Regions from separate parts of the Homo sapiens genome. Here region 2 is linked to region 1. A link is a loop called in an ENCODE intact Hi-C map of the cell type or tissue named here. Cell type or tissue: heart right ventricle. All regions are shown on one strand. Each heading gives the region's core, and the rest is flanking DNA. Links, peaks and the distances in the headings are about the cores only.

Region 1 (11,145 bases), core at 2,392-7,391:
CCCTTAGAGAATATGGAACCCTAAGGGTTGAACAGAAACCCCATTGAAACACTTTCGCTTAGAGGGAAAAACAGAGTGCATTCTATCTTATTTTTCTCATTGATGTGTATGTGTGAGTTTTCTGGGGATGGAAGCTGGGGATTTCAATGACACATTTAGTTGAATTGTTCAGGAGTAAAAAGAGGGGAAGGCTGCACCAAAAGGAATATAAGATGTACATGACACTCTTTTTTTGCAAATCACTATGAATTAAAGTTGTTTAAATTATTTCAAAGGCAGTATAAACAGATTTGTTAAGATAGTAGATTTCAAGGTAAACAGCACCGTGTTGTGCAAAAATTCTCAGAGTCTTATCATAGCACTTCATATTATCTGTTGTCTGAAAGTCCATTAGGGCTGCTCAGTGTGCATGTGTGTGAAAGTGTGTATCGGCATATGCATGTATTTAAACAGCAATTTGGATTACTCGACAATAAAATGTAAATAAATATGTGGAAAGCAAATGCACCCAGAAACCCAGAAAGGCACCAGGAAATCCAAATTTTCTGGTTTTTCTGATAAGTTTAAGGATGTGTCACAGTTCTTAGTGTATCCACCAGATGGCGGGCTTCTACCATTAATCAGTCCACCGTTCCAGATACCCAAACATTTGCGGTGGATTAGTAAGAATGTGTGAACAGCAGTCATCTTTAGAAGAACATATTATTAATTTAATCACATATTGAAACAAGTAAAATCATTTATAAATATCTTTAATGTTTTGCGAAAATAGCTTTTTGTCTAATTCGTATTTAGTTTATCTTGAGTTTAGCCAATAAATAAATAAATAAGAACAATTGAAAAGTAAATCTCTCCAGAACACTACCTTAATCTCATCATAATTCTCCATATTTTAGATCACCAATCTACACTATTTTAATTTACAGAAAAAAAACTCACAAACAAGCAAGCAAAAACTGGCTCAATTGTTTCAATGCTTTTATAATACTTTAGTTTTAAATAGGGCTTTCAGAATTTCAAAACACTTTCCCCTCATTTGTCCCTCATAATGTTCTCTCAGAAGTAAATCTTGTTTGAGATAAAAAGGTACCCAAGGGAGTTTACATCCCTTGCTTGTAGTAATACATTTGATTTCAGAATTAGAATCTAGAGTACCCAATCTTAGAACTATGGTGCCTCCTTTCAGTTGTTTTCGATTTTTTTTCATGAAATGTTCATAAGTTAAGAAAACAAAATGTAGTAAAGTAATAATCACCAGTGCTTAGATTTATCAAGGGAAATCATAACAAAATGCCAAATCACAATTTATCAAATCATAACAATTGCAGTATTTCTTCAGTTTTCACATTAATATTATAGAAAGAAATCCAATTATTTCTTCTAAAACCAGGCCTTTCTCCCATCCCGGAGGTAATATTATGAAGGTAATCACCATTCTAAACTGAGTACTTAGTTCTCATGTGCAACTTTTATAATATTGCTAATATATTTAAGCATTTAATTAACCATGTGGATTGTATCATAGTGCATTACTATTTGTGAGGTTCTGCAATATGCATTTACAGTCATGAGCCACATAATGTTTCAGTCAATGACTAATTGTTGAAGGTCCTTTAAAGTCACATGCCCTAGGGACCTCTCGATGATCCTGGCCCTGTGTAGGCCTAGGCCAATGAGTACATTTGTGTCCTAGTTTTCAAAAAAAAAAAAAAAAATAGTTAAAAAAGTAAAAACATAAAAATTTTAAAAAGAGGAAAAAGCATGTAGAATAACGATGCTCAGAAAGAAAATATTTTTGTGTAGCTATACAATGTGTTTAAGTGTCAAAAGTTTAAAAAATTAACAAGTTTGTAAAGTAAATAAGTTACAGTAAGCTAAAGTTAATGTATTATTGAAGAAAGAAAAACATTTAAATAAATGTGGTGTAACCTTAGTATACACTGTTTCTAAAGCCTCCAGTATGTGTGTAAAGTGATGTCCTAGACCATCACATTCTTCACGACTTATACACTATATCACCTAGAGCAACTTCCAGTCCTGCAAGCTCCACTCAGGAGTGCTCTAAGCAGGTGTATCCTTTTTTAAATCTTTTATGCTGCATTTTTACTCTACATTTTCAATGTTAGTTATATATAGATACACAAATACCATCATGTTACAATTGCCTACATTAGGTTGATACATAGTTGATACATAAGTTGATACATATACCTCTGTTTCCTTATTTTAGGAAATTATAGAATTTCCTTTTACAACTATGACACCACTATAGATATTCTTGTTAATGTTTTTTTTACTTGATTCCTATTTTATAGAAATGTTATAATTGATACTGTTGTGAATATTTGCTTATGAACAGATGTAAGAGTTTTGTGGGGGTTTTCTTGAATGAATATATAGAAGTAGAATTGTTGATTACAAGAATAAGTGCATTTTCTACTTTAATGTATATTCCAAATTTACTTCTAAGGCACATGAATTTTATTAAACTTACTATCTCTTGGCTATAAGAAACTTCTAAAATTTTGTCCATAAAGTTGTTTGTAGTCATGAATTTCTTGTTTCAAACCAAATAAATACAGTCAGAAGTCCATCACGTAAAACAGTGTTGTTGGTTGAATTCTGCCACCTTGAAAAGGATATGTTTAAATCCTAACCTCCAGTAACTCAGAATATGGGCTTATTTAGAAATAGGATCTTTAGAGAGGTAATCAAGTTAAAAGTAGGTCATTAGGATGAACTCTAATCCCATATGACTGGTGTCCTCAAAAAAAGGGAAATCTGGACATAGAGATAAACATTCCCAGAGGGAAGATGATGTAAAGCAACACAGGAGAATGCCATATGGAGATGAAGGAAAGGAACACCGGAAAACGCTGGCATCACACCAAAAGCTGGAAGAAATTCCCCGACAGGTTTCTGAGAGAGCCTGGCCCAACCAACAGCCAAAATCAACACCTTGATTTAGGACTCCGAGCCTCCAAAACTGTGAGACAATATATTTGTGTTGTTCAAAGCCAGTAAGTTTGTGGCACTTGGTTACTACTGGTCCAGAAAACGAAAAGAACACTGCAGGTTTACCGCTCCTTGTGTGCACACACTTCCCAGCCGCCGTGCTGTCTAACACGAATCTATACACTGATGTGAAGGGATTTGGAAGACATGAAGTCCAAAATCGACTGACTTTAAAATAGGGAGAGTATCTGGGTCTAATTAATGACTTGACCCCACTATGTGAGGATGGAGGGATTGAGCCATGCGTCTGCAAGAAACCCGAGATTGTTGGGAAACCAGCAGCCAGGAACGAAGAGAAGACAGGAACACGTTCTCTTTCACAGCCTTCCGAAGGAATGATCCCTGCCAGCATCTTGATTTCAGACTCCAAGCCTTCAAAACTGTGAGAGATTCAGTTTAGGTTATCCTAAAACACCCGATTTATGGTTCTATTCATGGCAGCCCTAGGAATCTAACACACCATGTAAAAGTGGATCTGTATCCATTGTTGTTTATGTACAATGGAATGCTTCTCAGCCATAAAAAGAATGAAATCTTGTCTTTTGCAGCAACCTGGATGGGACTAGAGGCCATTATCTTCAGTGAAATAACTCAGAAACAGAAAGTCAAATACTGCATGATCTTAAGTATAGTTGGGAGCTATATAATGTGCACACACGGACTTAGAGAGTGGAAATACAGACATCAGAGACTCAGATGAATGAGATGGTGGGATGGGGGTCAGGGATGAGAAATTACTTAGTGAGCGCAATGTACACTATTCAGGTGATAGTTACACTCAAAGCTCAGGCTTCAACACTACACAATGTATCCAGGTAGCAAAACGGCACTTGTACTGTCTATATCTATAAAAATATATTTTTATATATAAAAAGTGGATCTGTTTTCATCGAAGCCAGTTCTGGAGCTCAGCAGACAAAATTATTTTTCCTCATTCCTACCTCACATCCAACCCTTTTTGTTCCCTGAATTTCTCAGAAATATATTTGAGAAACACTGGAGTAAACTGTCTTTAAAGAAACCTTTCCTTTTTAAAGCTTCTACCGTCAATAACGTCGTGTAACAGAGAATAACACAAAAGCTTTCTGGAATCTATTGTAAAGATTTATGGTGTTATTCTAACTAGATTAGCCAAAATACTGTGCAAGAAGTGTGTGTGTCTATTTATAAAAATATGTGTACATTTGCCAGTTGAACCTTGCTCTATTATGGTGGAAAAAGGGATTATTCAGACGATTTTTGATACAATTTTAAACTTTATCTATCCATGGGCGAATCACTCTCCTGAAATCACACAACCTCCTTCCCTTCACCGCCCCACAATGACCATTCATTGTTTGATACAGAATATCTTCTGTCCTGGTCTCCATTGTATTCATGATTAAGACTGGATATTTCAGCCTAAAGAACGTCAACCCAAGAACCATACTCTGTGTAATTTGGAGAAAATTTTACCATCTGAAAATGAAGATAAAGACTACCTCATGTTAAATGGCTGTTTAACCCCAAAGAAACACATGAGATGTAAAGAACATCAACCCAAGAGCCAGACCTATGCAATTTAGGGAAAATTACTTCTACATTCATAATTGTACCATCTGAAAATGAAGATAAAGACTACCTCTTAAGTTAAATGGCTTAATATATGTTTAACCCCAAAGAAAAACACGAGACACATATTGTCTGATGAATATTAGCTATATTTGTGCTATGTAAATGTTAAATTTATCTGGTATTGCTTAGTAGTTTTAAAGCATATATGGTATCAAACTATATGTGTATTTATCTATTAATTTTTTATGCATCAATATATAAGAACTAAATTTAGCACGATTCTCTATTTCCACAAATTTATTTAGTATTTTTAAATCCTGTAAAAATTTTAATTTAGAGTAAATTTGTTACTGAAGTACAAATTAGGTAAGATATATCATTTGGTATTAAAGATTGTATTTTAATCTTCTGTTTCTAAACACACTGGTGAAGTGGTTAGAAGCTTAGGGAGATAGGATTTATCAACAGCATCAAGTATATGTTTTCCAATGGGAGAAACGGTTTTCATTCATTCAGGCTACTATAACAAGCTACAATAGACTGGTAGATCTTTTTCATTCATCAATGTATAGACCAATTTATAATTTCTCTTAATTCCAGAGCAAATATGAATGTTTCGATTGAGATTACATGAATAACTTATATGTATGGGCCGGGCACAGTGGCTCACACCTGTAATCACAGCACTTTGGGAGGCCGAGGCAGGCAGATCACCTAAGCGCAGGAGTTCAAGATCAGCCTGGCCAACATGGTGAAACCTCAATTCTACTAAAAAATATATATAAAAAAAAAATTAGCTGGACATGGTGACATGGTGGCATGCATCTGTAGTCCCAGTTACTTGGGAGTCTGAGGCATGAGAACTGCTTGAACCCAGGAGGTGGAGGCTGCAGGGAGCTGAGATTGTGCCACTGCACTCCAGCCTGGGCAAGAGAGTGAGACACGGTCTCAAAAAAAAAAAAAAAAAAAAAGTGTATACATGTATTTATTCAATCTTATTTTAAAATACTAAATAACTTCAAATTCCCCTTCCTTTTCAGAAGTGTTCTTTTTAATGATGGCTAATAAAATATTAAACCTCCATATTTAATATAGTTTTACAAAATAATATTCAAGTACTAAAATGTTCTTTGGCAAAGAGTTTCATTCAAATAATCAGTTGAATGTTCATTAAGCCTGACAATCTGTTTTAGTTCCAGTGGTAGAAGTTTTATCATGCTAACATGGGGTCAGTATTTTCTCTGTTGTGGTCCTTAACTGAAAAGTAATTTATTTCCTCATATTTCTTGTCATAAGTGGTATCATTTGTATTGCAGCATGACCTAAGCCAGGCAGGTTTTCAGTTTGTTTTACTAATAAGACATATTGCTGACATGTTCTCAGATCTTGTCTGACAAATGAGCTTAGTGAGAGTAGTAGCAAAACAAAGAGCTGATACTATTTTTCTTGCTTATTAGCTTCCAAACATCTCAGAATACAGACATAAAGTGAACTGCAAACTGCTCAACATATCTCTAATTGCTTTTGTGATGCTATTCAAGTGTATTAGTAGAAACTGCAGCAATGGCTATCTTTGGCCATTCTGAGTGCAGTTGTTTAAGGCTGGAAACCACAGAATCAATAACTACTAGACTTTTTATTTAATTAAAGACGAGAGAGAAATAGTACCTCCTGTTAAAAAGTGCCTTGTATTTCTTATTTTCTTTCAGTAAAAATCAACCTCTTGGACCAGCAGAAGGTCAAGACCTGCCCAACATGATCAAAATTAGAAAGTTTTAACTCATCCTTCTAAACTAAAATAAAAGGCAAAAAGATGCCTCATTCCTATTTAAGGATTAAATGTGAAAACTCAGAAGGTTATACATAATCTGAGAGAAGATAGCCCTCTACTGAGAACAGGTTGGAAATATATACTCTGAATATTGAATTTTACTCTTTAAGGCTGTCTGAAGTAAGAATGAGTGCGGATAGCTAAAGTAAGCTTATAGCAATTAAGAAAATTAGCTAAATATTAAAATCTAAAATAATTCTTACTTGTTTTATAAGACTAATTTAATTTCCTTGGAAAGTAGATATTACCATTTAGGGCATTTAAAAAATTAGTTCCATTAAGCTGTTTTGTTGCATGAAAATGATGCTTGAATTAGTTTACTATTTGAAGAATATTTGAATTTAAAACTACTTATCTTTTTACTTGAAAAAATGTAATATAGTGATTTGAAATTGCTTTTATGTAGTGAAATGTCATCTTAAAACTAACACGTAGATATAAATTAAAAGTAACACTCATAAGAAAACTAAAATACTATATATGTATTATTATACCTTTCCACCAAAATATTTATCTACATTGTTTAAAGTTTTATTTCTTTAATACTCAAATTCTTTAGAAGTTCATCACAAATATATTTTATTAAAATTTGAAATTATTGTTTTATGTCTTTAAACTTGTTTGAATCATTTTATTATTTTAAGATAAGATTCAGATTTAGTATGTACTTTTCTTTTTTTACATTACATGAACCTACATTTTAAAGTATTAGAGTGTATTCTCACTTTACATATTGTATAGTTAAAGACTACTCTAAAAAAAAAAATCTCTTGATTATCTTAGCACCATGGCCAATTGTCTCAATATTATGCAAGGATGCTTTAGGAATGTTAGTTAACTATTTGTGCCCATATATTTTGAGAACATAGAACAAGTGTAACTGCTGGGTCATAAGCATTTCCTTTGCTAAACAACCCTTTACAACCTAGATCATGTTAATTTTTTTAAAGCATTGTGTAAGTGATTGTTTAAGGAATTTTGTTTTTCTTATCAATTACTATAAACATTCAAAGTACAATTTCAGCATTCTATTTTAGATGTAAACTTGCTTAGTTTTGGAAAGAAGATATAAAAATAAATAAGTCATTAGAGTTATCTGACAACTAAACAATTTGCCATTTAAGTTGGGTCCTTTTGTATACTTAACAAATTGAGGATGTACTTTAAAAAAAATACTCAGTTCGACTCTTTTTTCTGCTCAGTCAAGGGGCCTAGTTTTCCAATATTACTGCTTATGCATGGGAATGAACTAAGGTTTCTATTTGAATAGAATTATGTATTTCAAAGTCCAAGTAACCAATACAAGTGATAGAATAAGTCATTTCAAATTATTATAAATCAGACTTAATCAAGTATTTCCCAATTAACATACTTATAAATTGCTTTAATGAGTAGCCCCTGGCTGCTTAAATTCCTTTTGTTATTTGTTTAAGATCAGGAAAACTTTCTTTAGTTAGGGTTGTTATATTTTGGGGATATGACCTTTCACAAGTTCTAGGTAGTCAGAATATGAGGAAAACATTTTTCCCTTATTATTTTTTTCTTGTTCTTTTTTTTTTCTGAGATGGAGTCTAGCTCTTGTCGCCCAGGCTGGAAGCAATGACACAATCTTGGCTCACTGCAACCTCCCCCTCCCAGGTTCAAGTGATTCTCTTGCCTCAGCCTCCCGAGTAGCTGGGATTAAAAGTGTGCACCACCATGCCCAGCTAATTTTTGTGGGTTTTTTTTTTTTTTTTTTTTTTAGTAGAGACGGGGTTTCACCATGTTGGCCAAGCTGGTCTCAAACTCCTGACCTCAAGTGATTCACCCGGCTCGGCCTCCCAAAGTGCTGGGATTACAGGCGTGAGCCACCAAGTCCGGCCTTATTTTTCTTTAACTTTGCAACTTACCCAAGAAGTCAAGTAGTCAAGAAATAAAGTATCTACCTTCTGTAAGGAGAATTAAGTAGGACTAAAGGTTCCCCACTCGTGAAATGATTCTGCAGCTGTTTTACCTATTATTTTCCATTTTTTCTGGCTTTTCTCTCTTATCCTAAATGGAGATTGAATTTGGAAACCTTGACACTACTTGAGGAAACATCTGGATTTGTGACCTGTAGACCTCTGCTCTTTGACATGGGACAAATACCTCTTTTTTTCTGTCTTGTTTCTGTCCCTGACATCCATGTGTGCCTTTAAAACCTTTAAAACTTCCTTCTTAACTTTTTTTTTTTTTGAGATGGAGTCTCCCTCTTGTCACCCAGGCCGGAATGCAATGGCGTGACCTAGGCTCACTGCAACCTCCGCCTCCCGGGTACGAGAGATTCTCTTGACCCAGCCTCCTGAGAAGCTGGGAGTACAGGCACCTGCCACCACACCCAGCTAATTTATTGTATTTTTAGTAGAGACGGGGTTTCTCCATGTTGGTCAGGCTGCTCTCGAACTCCTGACCTCAGGTGATCTACCCACCTCGGCCTCCCAAAGTGCTGGGATTACAGGCAAGCATGAGTCACTGCACCTGGCCTTACCATTTTATTTTACTGATGTGTTTGACTCTTAATGTGGAGTGGGTGGTATTATTAGTATTTTTTAAAGTTAATATATAAAACTAAAATATCTTTTAGACAAAATTACTCTTGGAAGATTATTATATTACCTAAAATGCACAGCATAAAATACATCAGCTAGCAATAATTCCAAGTACTGTACAACCAAGTTTTTCATCAGAACCAGTCATTATTTCCTTAGTAACCCCCAAGTGATATAGTCGATTTGGGTTTAGATGATATATTGTACCTGTATTTTGCACAATAAATATAGAAAGCATGCAACACTCACATTATCAGAGACAGAAAGGAAAGAAAATGAAATCTTCTGAGGTACAGGGTATTCACTTATCCATTTCATTCTCATTTTGGATCATGATGAACTAAAATAACTCCACATATTTAAATCTCCCCTTCACACACACATAAAGTGTATTTCTGTTAAGCAAAATGTGTGTGTATTTACACACATATACACACAGTCTCAACTTAGGATAATTCAGTTTCATTTTTCAACTTTTTGATAGTACAAAAGCGATTCACATCCAATACAAACTGTATTTCAAATACCCATTAAACCAACCACTCTTTTTTTACTGTCAGTACAGTGGTCAATAAATTACATGAGATTTTTGATACGTTATTACAGAGTAGGCTTTTGCCCAACTTTGGGCTAATGTCAGTGTTCTGGGCATGTTTAAGATAGGCTACACTAAGCTATTTTAAGTAGGTTAGGTTTATTAAACCGATTTTGAACTTAGGATATTTTCAACTTATGAGGGTAGGTTTATCAGCATATAAATCCATCGAAAGTTGAGAGGCATCTGTGTGTGTGTGCGTGTGTGTGTCTACACTATTTGCTCCAACTTTTTTGCCACTGTACACACTTCCAGTACACACCCTCTCAGCCTTTTCAGAATCTACCTAGTGTATTTACTTCTATCAAGTTTATGTTGGATACAATTTTAATAAATTCTATAGGTTACCTCATTGTTATTACTAGCTAATGTTGCAGTTTACATAGAAACTTATAAATGTATAGGAAATCTCTTTCAGATATATTCCACCTAAACTTCCTTTACTGCTTCTGAGGGTGGAAACTAGGATTCTTTTATTGGAGTTGTTCTGGAGATCCACAGATTATAGAGGTTTTGCTGCACTTACGTCCAGTGTCCCTTTTCCCTCACATTCTGTTGTTTCTGGAAGCTCTGATAAATTTTCAATGGAGAAGGTAACTTGATATTTTATTTTATTTTATTTTATTTTGAGACAGAGTCTCACTCTGTTGCCCAGGCTGGAGTGCAGTGGCATGATGTAGGCTCACTGCAACCTCTGCCTCTCAGGTTCAAGTGATTCTCCTGCCTCAAATGAGTAGCTGGGATTACAGGAGCCTGCCACCACACCCAGCAAATTTTTTTTTTTGTATTTTTAGTAGAGACTGGGTTTCACCATGTTGGCCAGGCTGGTCTTGAACTTCTGATCTCAGGTGATCCACCCACCTCAGCCTCCCAAAGTGCTAGGATGACAGGCATGAGCCACCGTACCCAGCCTTCTCTCTCTTTTTTAAAAAATATTTTTAATTGACAAATAAAAATCATATATGTTGCGGGAAGTCAGGCACCCCAAACAGAGGGACCGGCTGGAGCTGTGGCAGAGGAACATAAATTGTGAAGACTTCATGGACATTTATCAGTCCCCAAAATTAATACTTTTATAATTTCTTATGCCTGTCTTTACTGCAATCTCTGAAGATAAACTGTGAAGATTTCGTGGACATTTATCAGTTCCCAAATAATACTCTTATAATTTCTTATGCCTGTCTTTACTTTAATCTCTTAATCCTGTTATCTTCATAAGCTGAGAATGTACGTCACCTCAGGACCGCTATTGTACAAATTGAGTGTAAAACATGTGTGTTTGAACAATATGAAATCAGTGCACATTGAAAAAGAACAGAATAACAGCAATTTTCAGGGAACAAGGGAAGACAATCATAGGGTCTGATTGTTTGTGGGGTCAGGCAGAATAGAGCCGTATTTTTCTTCTTGCAGAGAGCCTAGAAATTGATGTGCAAGTAGGGAAGATATTGCTGAATTCTTTTCCTAGCAAGGAATATTAAGAATTAAGACCCTGGGAAAGGAATGCATTCCTGGGGGTAGGTTTATAAATGGCCACTCTGGGAGTGTCTGTCTTATGCAGTTGAGATAAGGACTGAAATATG
Region 2 (11,145 bases), core at 2,296-7,295, 1.4 Mb after region 1:
CCCAAACTCATTAAATGTTATTCATTAAATATGCACTGTCTTTTGTATATCAATTATACCTCAATAAAGCTATTATTTTAAAGAAAGATTTAACTATTTAACTACATGAGGTAGCTTTGTCATGTGTCCATTTGGCTAGGCTGAAAAACATTTCCCAGAATTCTCCCTCTTCTATGTTTCCCATTAGCATGGGCCACACGTACATGTTTTTGAGTGAGATTTGCAGGGTGGAAGTAAAGCCATAGCATTTGTAGCCCACACACTGTGATACTCGTCTGCTGACTAAGCTCATTGGCCGGAGGCAGAATCTTGTCCTACACATGTCCTTACACAGCTTGACTTTTGCTTCTGTGCTTCCTGGGCCAATTTCTCAATACCTTCAAAGGTCCTGACTTCTGAAATGACACTCGTAACACAAGGTGAGCACCAGAAGAACTAACACAGGTGAAAGTCACTCCTGGGGGTTTCAGCTGTGCTTATGGACTCCATCACCTCCCATTCATGTTTTCTTCCAAAGTGCCTACCCTGTGAACTTTAGTAAACTTCAAACTCCAACATCAGATGTGAAGACAACAGCCTTAGAAGGACTGCCTAACTAGCTCACACAGTTCCAACAAATCCTTATAACAAATCTGTGTGTGTGTGTGTTAGTCTGCTCTCACACTGCTATGAAGTGATATCCAAGACTGGGTAATTTATAAAGGAAAGAGGTTTGACTCACAGTTCTGCATGGGTGGGGAGGCCTCAGGAAACATACAATCACGACGAAGGTGAAAGAGAAGCAGGCACCCTCTTTACAGGGCGGCAGGACAGAGTAAGTGCAAGCAGGGCTAGACGCTTTTAAAACCGTCAGATCTTGTGAGACTGACTCTCACGAGAATAGCATAGAGAAAACTGGCCCCATGGTTCAATTACCTCCACCTGGTCCTCGCCTTGACACATGGGGATTATGGGGATAACAATTCGAGGTGAGATTTGGATGGGGACACAGAGCCAAACAATATTAGCGTGTGTTTGTATATATGCATTTAGATATGTATCTTCTGGTGTTTTTACCTCTCTGATTGAACCCTGCTGAAACAGAATTTGCTATTGAGAGTGGTTCCAGAGAAAGAGAATATTAAGGATATGTTCTACGCATTGGTTCTGGGATTTCTGGAACCGGTTCTCTGATTTAATTAGATTTAAAAGCACAAATGATCGAGTTTCCAGTGCAATGGAGCATTAGTAACCCATGCATGCAGTGTCAGAACCGTTTAGACAATCACACCAGCGTCTGTAAGAGTAAAGGTTCCAGGTGACCAAGCATTTGCTGTCTTAGGATATTTTGGTGAAAATAATAGGTAAAATTGGATGGATTTATTGCTGCTAGAAGTGGAGAACTTGGGAAAAGAAAATGAGATCCTCTTTTGCTGAAGTTGGGTTACTGAACTGAGAGTGAATGAAATCCTGAAAACTGGCGTGAGAACATGTGGAGAGATTCTGATTAAACTGGGCACCTCGAACACCGAATCCCACCGAGCACCCTTTGTTGGTAGAAGCAGCTTTCTCAACTCTGTGCAGAAGTTTGTCCTCTTTGGCCAAAAACACCTGTAGTTACCTCCTTCCTGGAGGTAGTTGCCAACAGGCCCCAATTTATGAAAATTTACGTGTGACCAGTGAGGAGGTATAAGGCCAACTGAAAGAATGGCATTATTTTGCCCATTCATATTGACTGAAACCCAAGGGTTTGTATCAAAATATAAATAAATCCTAAAACCTAATAAGTGAAGGATAATCCAGTTTTTTAATGGGCAAGGGATCTGAATAGAAACTTATCTAAAGAAGACAGACAAGTGGCCAACATGCACATAAGAAGATACTCAAATTATTAGTCACTAAGGAAATGCATATCAAAACTACAGACGACATGTTATACCCTTTAAGATGATTAAAATAAAAGAGACAAACAATAAGTTTTGGCAAGGATTTGAATAAATTGGAACCTTCATACAGAATAGGTTAAAGTTTGCCTAGGGCTGGTTGGTGAGGGATGAGGAATATAAAGAAAAGGGAGTGACTGCTAATGGGAACAGGGTTCCTTTTGATGTGATGAAATATCCTAAAATTAGGTAGTGGTTACAGTTACATAAGTATGGGAATGTATATAAATAAAACAACAACACTGTGCAATTTAAAAGGTTAAATTTTATGGTATATGAATAAAGCTGTCTTTAAATACAGCTGTCTAAATAAAGGTCTAGGGATATTGGAATGTTAGTGTGGATTTATCAAGTATGACCTGCTCTGGAAAGACCTAGAAGACATATCTTTCCTCACAGCTGTGAGAAATCAACTCAAGGGGGAAGCTCCAGCATTTTTGAAGAGTTCTCTCTTCTGTAAGTCGGAAATCACAAGGAAACTGCTACACTGAAGTGGGCTCTCTACCCAAGAGAAGGAATGGGATTCCAGGATGGCGGAAGCTGTTGGGAGCTGTTGGAACAAAAGAATCCTTTCTTTCCCCTCTGGAGTTTTAATATTTGAGTCTGACAGAAAAACTGACAATAGACCAATTAACAGGAAAAAGGCAAACACATTTATTATGTGCACGGGGGCATCACAGGAAGCTGAGGACTCCATAACAATGGAATTTGGAAGGCTATGTGCCCTTCTTCATCGGGAGAAGGAGTAGAGGATGAAGACATGTTAGAGGGGGAGAAAATAACTTTTAGAGCAGATGAGTGGGCCTGGAAAACAGACAACCATCTGGTACAAAGTCATCTGGACTCTAGGTGTGGTGTCAACTGTAGTCTTCTTTCTGTGATATGCCTCAGTCTCACCCTGTTGATAAGACATCTGGGGAAGGGATTCACAACAATTGACTATGTTCTGGAGGATCTGGCCTTTAGTAGATGGGAATACTTCAGGGAAAGCCCATCCCTGCATTTGCTGTTCCCTAGGAGCTCTCATTTTGAAGTCCAAAGCGGCATATTTAAGGGGATTATTAATATTTCCTGAGCTCCAACAGAGCCAAGTGAGGGCACTTAGTCACTGAAGACAAGGTGAGTTACTGGAATGGCCAATTGTATAACGTCTGATAGTCAAACTAGAACTGAAACTGATGGACAGTCCAGTGAAATTTTACTTGGCCTGATTAAGCGGAAAAGCTGTAGTCTGTTGAACTGAAGTCTGAATTGAATAACCAAAATGAGAGTCATGTCCCTCAATTAATTTACATTTCATACACTCAAAGCCGCTGAAATGGCTGCCCTGTGCCCAAATTCTTACCCCTGAGGCAGGGTGAAGAAAGCCTGAAGCCATCCCATTGAAAAAAAGACACTGCTGCATAGCAAAACAAAAATAATTTACACCTGCAAATCATCCTCTTTATGATCCCACCCAAGGACTCAATCTATTTAACATAATGACAGCTTTGGGTAAGAAAAAATGATCAGATCTTGAGGAATTATAGGATTTATTTCATGGTTCTAAACTGACAATACTTCCTGTGGTCACCGGTCAGAGTAGGAAATTGTGGCTGTCAGATAACTGATGGAGTGTTAGCTGGAGTCTGCCTCACAGTGGGCCACCTTCTGATTATTTTCCTAGCACCAGAATGGTTACAGCATCTGCAAATAACTTGCAGAATTCCCGTGTGTACCTGACCATGGAGTGAAAAGAGAGCAAAACGGAAGCCACTGGAACGGCCCCTGCCTTTGACAATAGTAAACCCAAGGTAGTACACATTCCTGGAGTGCAGAGATTGTTGCCACCATCAAGGACTCGAGAGATGCAGGGGTGGGGATTCCATTCTATTCATCTATTTTGTCTGTGTAGATAGCAAATGGATATTGGAGAATGAAAGCCGATTATTGAAAATTTAATCAGATGGGGACTCCAGTTGCAGCTGTTGTTCCAAATGTGGCTTTGCTAGAGGAAATTCACACATCCCCTTGTATCTGGCATGTGACTATGGACCTGGTGAGTACTTTTTCCCTCTATACCAGGAAAACTTGCAAGCTGAATCCAGCCTGTATCCTATTTTTGAAGAGCTCTTAAGCTAAGAAAGGTTTTTACATTTTTAAAGAGTTAAAACAAACAAACAAACAAACAAAGACTGTATGACAGAATCTGTGGGACCCAAAGACTAAATTATTTAATTGCCTGTCTCTTTATAGAAACAAGTTTGCTGACCCCTTGTGGTGCTTTAGAGAAAATATTTTTGTAGCTGAACAAATTTTGCTGAAATGGGACCAGGACTAAATACAAGCCTCGGAAAATAATTTTTGACTGCCTATGTAAAACTCCAGAAAACTTTACCCCCTGGAGGTATTTGTCTTCATTTCAGAAGGGTGTGGAGACCTGGGCTGGGAGACGCGGGGTTGCAGAGCTGGAGACAGTGGTGTTATCTTGCCCCTGGTGAGATGGATTTATATCCTAAAGGGTTGGAGATAAGACTCAGGGTCCTCCTGAAGAAGCAAAAGTTCTCTCCCTTCTTTGAGGAAGAAAGCTGGACAGCATGCACAGAAGCACCTGGACTCTTCCCAGGATTTTCGCCTGAAATACAAATACCTTATGCACAGGATGGCTTCAGGCTTCCATCACGCTGCCCCAGGGATAGGAATTTGGGCACAGGGCAACCATGAAATTGTTTCCTGGAAAGTAAATAATGATTAATCCACTCTAGTCCAGAGACCTTATGGATGCATTCAGTATAAAATTAATAATATGACTATTAAAAACCTAAGATTTCTGCTTTATACTTCTTAGTGAAGATCATAAGCAAGTATTTGCTTTAAGCTGAAAAAGTTGGCAATATGTCCTTCGGGGATATATCAGTTCTCAGTTCCATACCAGAATCAAGCCCTAGGGAACTTCACCGTCCTTCAGTGATTTATCGGTTCTTCAGTCCCATACTGTCCCTCATTGTCCTTTAGGGATTTATCAATTCTTCAGTCCCATACTATTCTTCACTGTCCTTCAGTGATTTATCAATTCTTCAGTCCCATACTGTCCCTCACTGTCCTTCAGGGATTTATCAATTCTTCAGTCCCATACCAGAATCTAGCCCAAGGGAACTTCAGTGTTCTTCAGAGATTTATCAGTTCTTCAGTCCCATACTATTCTTCACTGTCCTTCAGTGATTTATCAATTCTTCAGTCCCATACTGTCTCTCACTGTCCTTCAGGGATTTATCAATTCTTCAGTCCCATACCAGAATCTAGCCCAGGGGAAATTTTATGGTTTTTTTCTTCCTTCTCTGAGTGTCACAGTGGTGTATTGCACTGATATTAAGCTGATCGTATCAGTTTGCTAGGGGTGCCATAACAGAGTAGCACAGACTGGCTGAAACAACAGACATTTTGTTTTCTCACAATTCTGGAGGTTAGAATTCCAAGATCAAGGTGTGTGTTGGCAGGGTTGGTTTCTTCTGCGATCTCTCTCCATGGCTTCTAGATACTACTTTCTTCCAGTGTCTTCAAAATGGTATTCCCTCTGGAACAAATTTCTTCTTCCAGCAGGACACTAGTCACATTGGATTAGGGCCTATGCTAATGACTTCATTTTAACTTAATTACTTCTTTCAAGGTTCTATCTCCAAATATAGTCATGTTCTGAAGTACTGGGAATTAGGACTCCAACACACGAATTTGATGGTTGCGGGGGGGGGGGTGGTGGTCATAATTCGGCCCATAACACAGACTAAACCTGCTGAGCAGGAAGTTGCAACTACCCTAGACACATTGGTGAGACACTGCATGTCAGAGGACAGAAAATGAAAATAAGTCCTCCAAAAATTTAGAGGTCTTTCATTTTGGTGAAGTCACTGATGGTCCAATAGTCTGGGACATATCAAGATACTACTTCTAAGGTGAAGGTCAGGTTGTGGAATCTGTTCCCAATCACTAAGAAAGATGTATCAATGTCTAATAAATTTCATCAGATGCTGGAGACAACATGTACCTCATCTGGGCCCATGACTTCAACTCATTTGCTAAGTGACCTAAACACTTGCCAGTTTTGAGTGGGGTCCAGAACAAGGAAAGGCTCTACAGTAGTGCGGGCTCTACATGGACAGTGAGACCCAGCACATGTGATGTGTTTATCTAGGTGGCAGACTGAGATGCTGGTTGGTGCTTTGGGCAAGTTGATAAGAGAATCACAGTGCAAACACTCAAGATTCTGGAGCAAGACCATATTGTCTTCTGTAGGTGTCTATTTATTTACCTTTGGAGAAACAGCTGTTGGCCTTAGCAGCTGACTGCTTGAACTTGGACCACTAACTTGCCATGTGAGCTGAGTTTTTCATCATGACAAGGTGTTGGCTGATCCAATGAGCCATAAATTTGGACATGTACAGCAGCAGCCTTCCATTGTTAAATGAAGTAATATGTATGGGATTTGGCTTGATTAGGTCTTCAGGGAACTAGTAAATTGCATGAGAAAGTACCCTAGATGCCTCTGACCTGTACTTCTGATACATTACCTTCTCCCTTTCAGTACGGCCTCATGAGGAGGTCTCTATGATGAGTCGTCTTGGGAAGAAAAAATGTGGTCATTTCTGCCTGTGGAATTCATTTCACTTTAACAGCATGCAATTCATTCGTCTCACCATTAGTCTTCCCCATCCTCCTGAAGCAGCTAGCTTGATTGAAGAGTAGAATGGCATTTGGAAGACTCCAGTACAGTCCCAGCCTAGGCTGGGCCCTATCTACCCAGATGGTAACTGTCTGCAGGGCTTGGACAAAATATGTATCGGGATCTAATATAAAGCACTATTTCTCCCATAATAAGGATTCATGGGTCTGAGAATCGAGGGGTGAAATGAGAGGAACCTCCTTTCATTATTATTCCTAGTAACCCACAAACAAAATTCTTCCTTCTAGTCTCTGCCCCTTTAGGCTCTGCTGGTCTAGATATCTTATTCCAAAGGGAGAAACCCTTCTATCAGGCACCACCTGGCCACTTTGAGTTCCTCACGCCACTAAATCAACAAGCAAAGAAGGGGTTGCTGCACCTGCCGGGGCATTTAATCCAGATTACCAAGGAGAAATCAAGTGGCTTCTATATATCAGGGGTGAGGAGAGGTTGTCTAGAATACAGCATGCCCTCTGAGTTGCCCCTCAGCTCTCAGATTTTCTGTGATTAAGGTCAATGGAAAATTATAACAACCTGATTCAAACAGAACCTTTCCAAAAAGAAAATTTACATCACCTCATTAGGCAAGGAACAATGACCAGCTGGGAATTGCTGAGGGCAAAGAGAATATGACATGGGAAGTGGAAGGAGGTGGTTATAAATACAGTTACGATCATATGACCAGTAGTAGAAACAAGGATTGTAATAGTCATGAGTATTTCTACTTTAGTTTTGAAATGAATATATATTTATATATGCACATACACACGTGTTATGCATAGTATAAATATTTTTGTTTTTTTAACCTCTCTTATCCCCTTAGTATCTACCGTAAGCTGTGTTAGCAGAACTTAACATAGCATTATGTTAAACAGAAGCTTGCCTTAGATACCATCTTTATTTGGTGATCAAGTGTGGTTCAGGATTATAGCACCAGGTGTATGGCTGCTGGTGGCCGCAGGTAGCCTCTTGCGGCTTTCTAATGTGTCAGCTTGGCTATGCAGAATACCTTCAAATTCCTGCCCTGCGTTATTCCTCTGAAGATGAACCACAAAGGGATCTCATGTGAGAGTGAGGGCAGAATTCAAGATGCAGACATTTGCAGCTCACACACACGGCTGACCTCGACATCTCCTCACTGGGAGGCATGGCTGGGCCTGAAGATGCTCCACCTTTATCTAGGTCCTCTTGCTGCTTCTCAGTCAGATTTTGGGTTTAGCACCATCAGGAAGCCTTTGGAAGGGCTCTCAAAGCACCAAGATCAGTGGCAACAAGAACTGAGATGGGTTTCAAGCTCAGGCAGCAGATGCAAAGCTCAGGCAACAGATGCAAAGACCATAGCCTTACAGAGATGTTCAACCTGCTCCCACCCACTGTGTAAATTCAAAGTCTCGTAGTAAATGTGTGTCGGTGCGGTGGGGGGATGGGGAGATTGAGAGGGTACACATCTAGTGTTACTGCTTCAAAGATACATTATACTTTTTAATTTAGCTGTCTCTGGACATATAACATTTTCGTGTTTTTTTTTTTAATTTTCATGGAAACATAGCGGAAATGTTTACTTTGTCATAATTAATATATGAAAAATATGATTTTTTAATTTGTATGTGTGTATAGTCATTCATAAGTAACTGCTGATGAACACAGCAGCCTCTATTTGAATGTTTTTTAAGGGCAGAATTATTTGGGTATTTGTGACGTTCTTTTGTTTATTTTTTGAAAATTCTATCTTATCTATCTATCCATTCATTGATTTACTCAGTGATTCTTTCATTCAAACTCTTATTGAGCTTTGAGCTGAGGCAACACAATTTCAACTCTTAAAAATGTTATCAGACTGAGAGTGGTGGTTTATGCCTATAATCCCAGCACACTGGGAGACCAAGGGCATATTTGCTTGAGGCCAAGAGTTTGCGACCAGCCTAGGCAACATAGCAAAACCCTGTCTCTACAAAGAAAAAAATGTCATTAGATTTGCAATAGATAGATAAATTGATTTAATTCATTCATAGTGTAATTCTGTACATTAAGCATCAAACCTAAGTTTATACAGTGTCTTGTGTGGCCAGGATGGAGGATGAAATTAACACCTCAAGAAAAGTCAGTATATGCTTCAAAGACCTGTTGATCCGGATTGTGTAAGAATTAGTGATACTCTGATATATTCTAAGCAACAGTACTCAGATATTATGTATTAATAAATACTTTCCTGAAAAAATTGTAAGCTGTCTACATAAACAACTGTTGTTTTCCAAGTTGAATAAAAGGGATAAACCTTTCAGTCTAGGCTCATGGCTTTTCAGCAAAATTTATTAATTTATTATTAGTAGCAAAAGCCTTTTTAAAATCTCCATTAGCCAGTTTTGTCCAAATCTTTCTTATCCATATTTGATATCAAGGTTTTCATCTCACATAAAGGCATTTTGCATCTAAGTCACTTGAGACAGTACTTTAACGACCCACATACAATGTTGCTGTAGTGCATTCTATCCAAAGGCATAATGCATATTTCTATCACATTTGATAATTTTTAAAAATCTCTGGCTGAAGATTCAAGATTACTCAATTAAAAAATATACTGTTTACTGTATTTGCTTTTTAAATAAAAGCATTTATTTTAAAACTTTTTAAACCTATATAAAAGTTACAAGAAGAGTACAATTGATGATTCTAGGTAGAGGGTACATAGGTATTATAAACATGTAGCCACAATTGCTTTGTCTATTTGTCTCTCCAAATATGCATAATAAGAAGTATTTATAATTGTTTTAACCACAACATATACCATGACCAAAAGCAGAACAATGGGGTCAGAGCCATGGTACATTTCCTCTTCCCTTTCTGACAGGCATCACCGCACTAGGGGCTGGCAATTTTAGCTCCCATTTTGTTTCCTTTTTCTTTTACCATCTGAAGTTATCCAATCCACTTTCCTAGGGAAGAAACTGCTTTTGATCACAAAAGTCCAATAATCTAGAAATGAACTGCACCTGGTTATGAAAACACAGCTGAGTAGACACACCCTCTCATATGGTTGTGTGTGTGTGTGTGTGTTTTTCCTTACATTACTAAGTGGACACCTAGGTAGACATTTCATATTTGGAACCAGTTACTGGTCATATAAAAACTTGTTTTACATTAGATATTGTAGAAGAAAGAAGCAAACTGTGACTATATTTTTGAATTTTAAATTTTGTTTTCTATACAAATTCCTCATGAAGATGAAGCCATAAGGTGTGAAACTTCAATGAATTGCGGCTCCCTAGGGCTGCCTCTACTCTGGACATCCCTAGCAGCAAAGGCTGATTTAAGTCAGTTTGAGCCCTTGCTCATCTCTAGAGGAAGGAACATAGAAAATAAAAGAAAAAAAAAGAGAGAGAGAAAGAATCCCAGCTGAACATAACCTACTTTCTTGTTTACAAGAATAAAAATCCCTTTCCTGAAGCTCCTCAGTGGTGCTAGCAGGCTTCCTCACTGTCCACTGGGGCTGCCTGTCATGAGGAGGCTGTGAAGCACATCATACTCTTGTACTGGATTTGACCTCTGAAGGCTCAGAAGGAAATTTCACAAAATCCAACTTCTTTCAGAGGCACTGGTGCTTTTATTCCTCCTAATAATCATTTCAACCATCAGTTCACAACTTGGAGTATACACCAAAACCCACTGCCAATCTTTTTTCTCTCTGTTCTGGCTTCAAGTGGGAGTTCATCCAAGACCAACCAAAAAGATTTGCTAAGGTTTATGTATGTTTTTGTAGATCATCTGAGGAGACACTCATGTAATTCTGATAGGCACCACTAGTTAAGCATCCCTGATTTAAAATATAGTAATTGTCACCACAAAGGCTAAAAATTTTAAACTGGCATTTGCAAAAGAGATAATTACTTTTTCGTAGTATTTGAGGGTTGGAAATTATTTGGTTACATGAAAGTTTGCACAGTACTTGACATCAAATCTATTCTTATTTTCAATGACTACACAAATGTTAAGATTTTAGATCCCAAGCTAACTAATGAAAGAAGTCATCCATGTTAAAATATGTTCAAAGCTAATGACACTTTTATGTTAATTACTTTTATTTCTTACTGTGGAATCAGTAAGCACTTAAATGCTTTTGTAACATACATTTACAATCTTCAATTAAAATTAAATATATGCTTTCGATTTTTTTAATCAGAAAACGTAAACTCTAACACTCTGATGATAAAAACATCATGATGTAAAAACAACAGATTCAACACTCATTTGACAAATATTTATTGAATGCATAGTACATGCCAAGCATGTTCTAAAACTGGGAATATAGCCTTGAAATAAAACAGATAAAGTCTCTGACTATTTGGAGCTTACAGTTAAAGTGCATTTGAGGATAGAAGCAGTCAGTAAATGAGCAGTTAATATGTATTTTAAAATTTATATAGAACCGGCCTGGCGTGGTTGCTCATGCCTGTAATCCCAGCACTTTGGGAGGCCAAGGCAGGCGGATCACAAGGTCAGGAGATTGAGACAATTCTGGCTAACATGGTG

Evidence for each region. Peaks named below come from ENCODE experiments on the same cell type or tissue, not always from the same donor. Only the 100,000 strongest peaks of a DNase experiment are listed, where the experiment ranks them.
Region 2: a loop joins it to region 1, with 7 times the contacts of the local background. A loop is called at or near these places in 99 of 110 quality-filtered maps.

What each region holds. Positions count from the first base shown.
Region 1 is chr18:67,217,152-67,228,296 of GRCh38, forward strand. No RefSeq gene overlaps it. Among named protein-coding and RNA genes, the nearest start is that of MIR5011, 140 kb to the left of the region's middle. In heart right ventricle, for the core only: no CTCF peak of the experiment used is centred there; no DNase peak of the experiment used is centred there.
Region 2 is chr18:68,656,394-68,667,538 of GRCh38, forward strand. No RefSeq gene overlaps it. Among named protein-coding and RNA genes, the nearest start is that of TMX3, 53 kb to the right of the region's middle. In heart right ventricle, for the core only: a CTCF peak has its summit at 4,187 (motif pointing left); no DNase peak of the experiment used is centred there.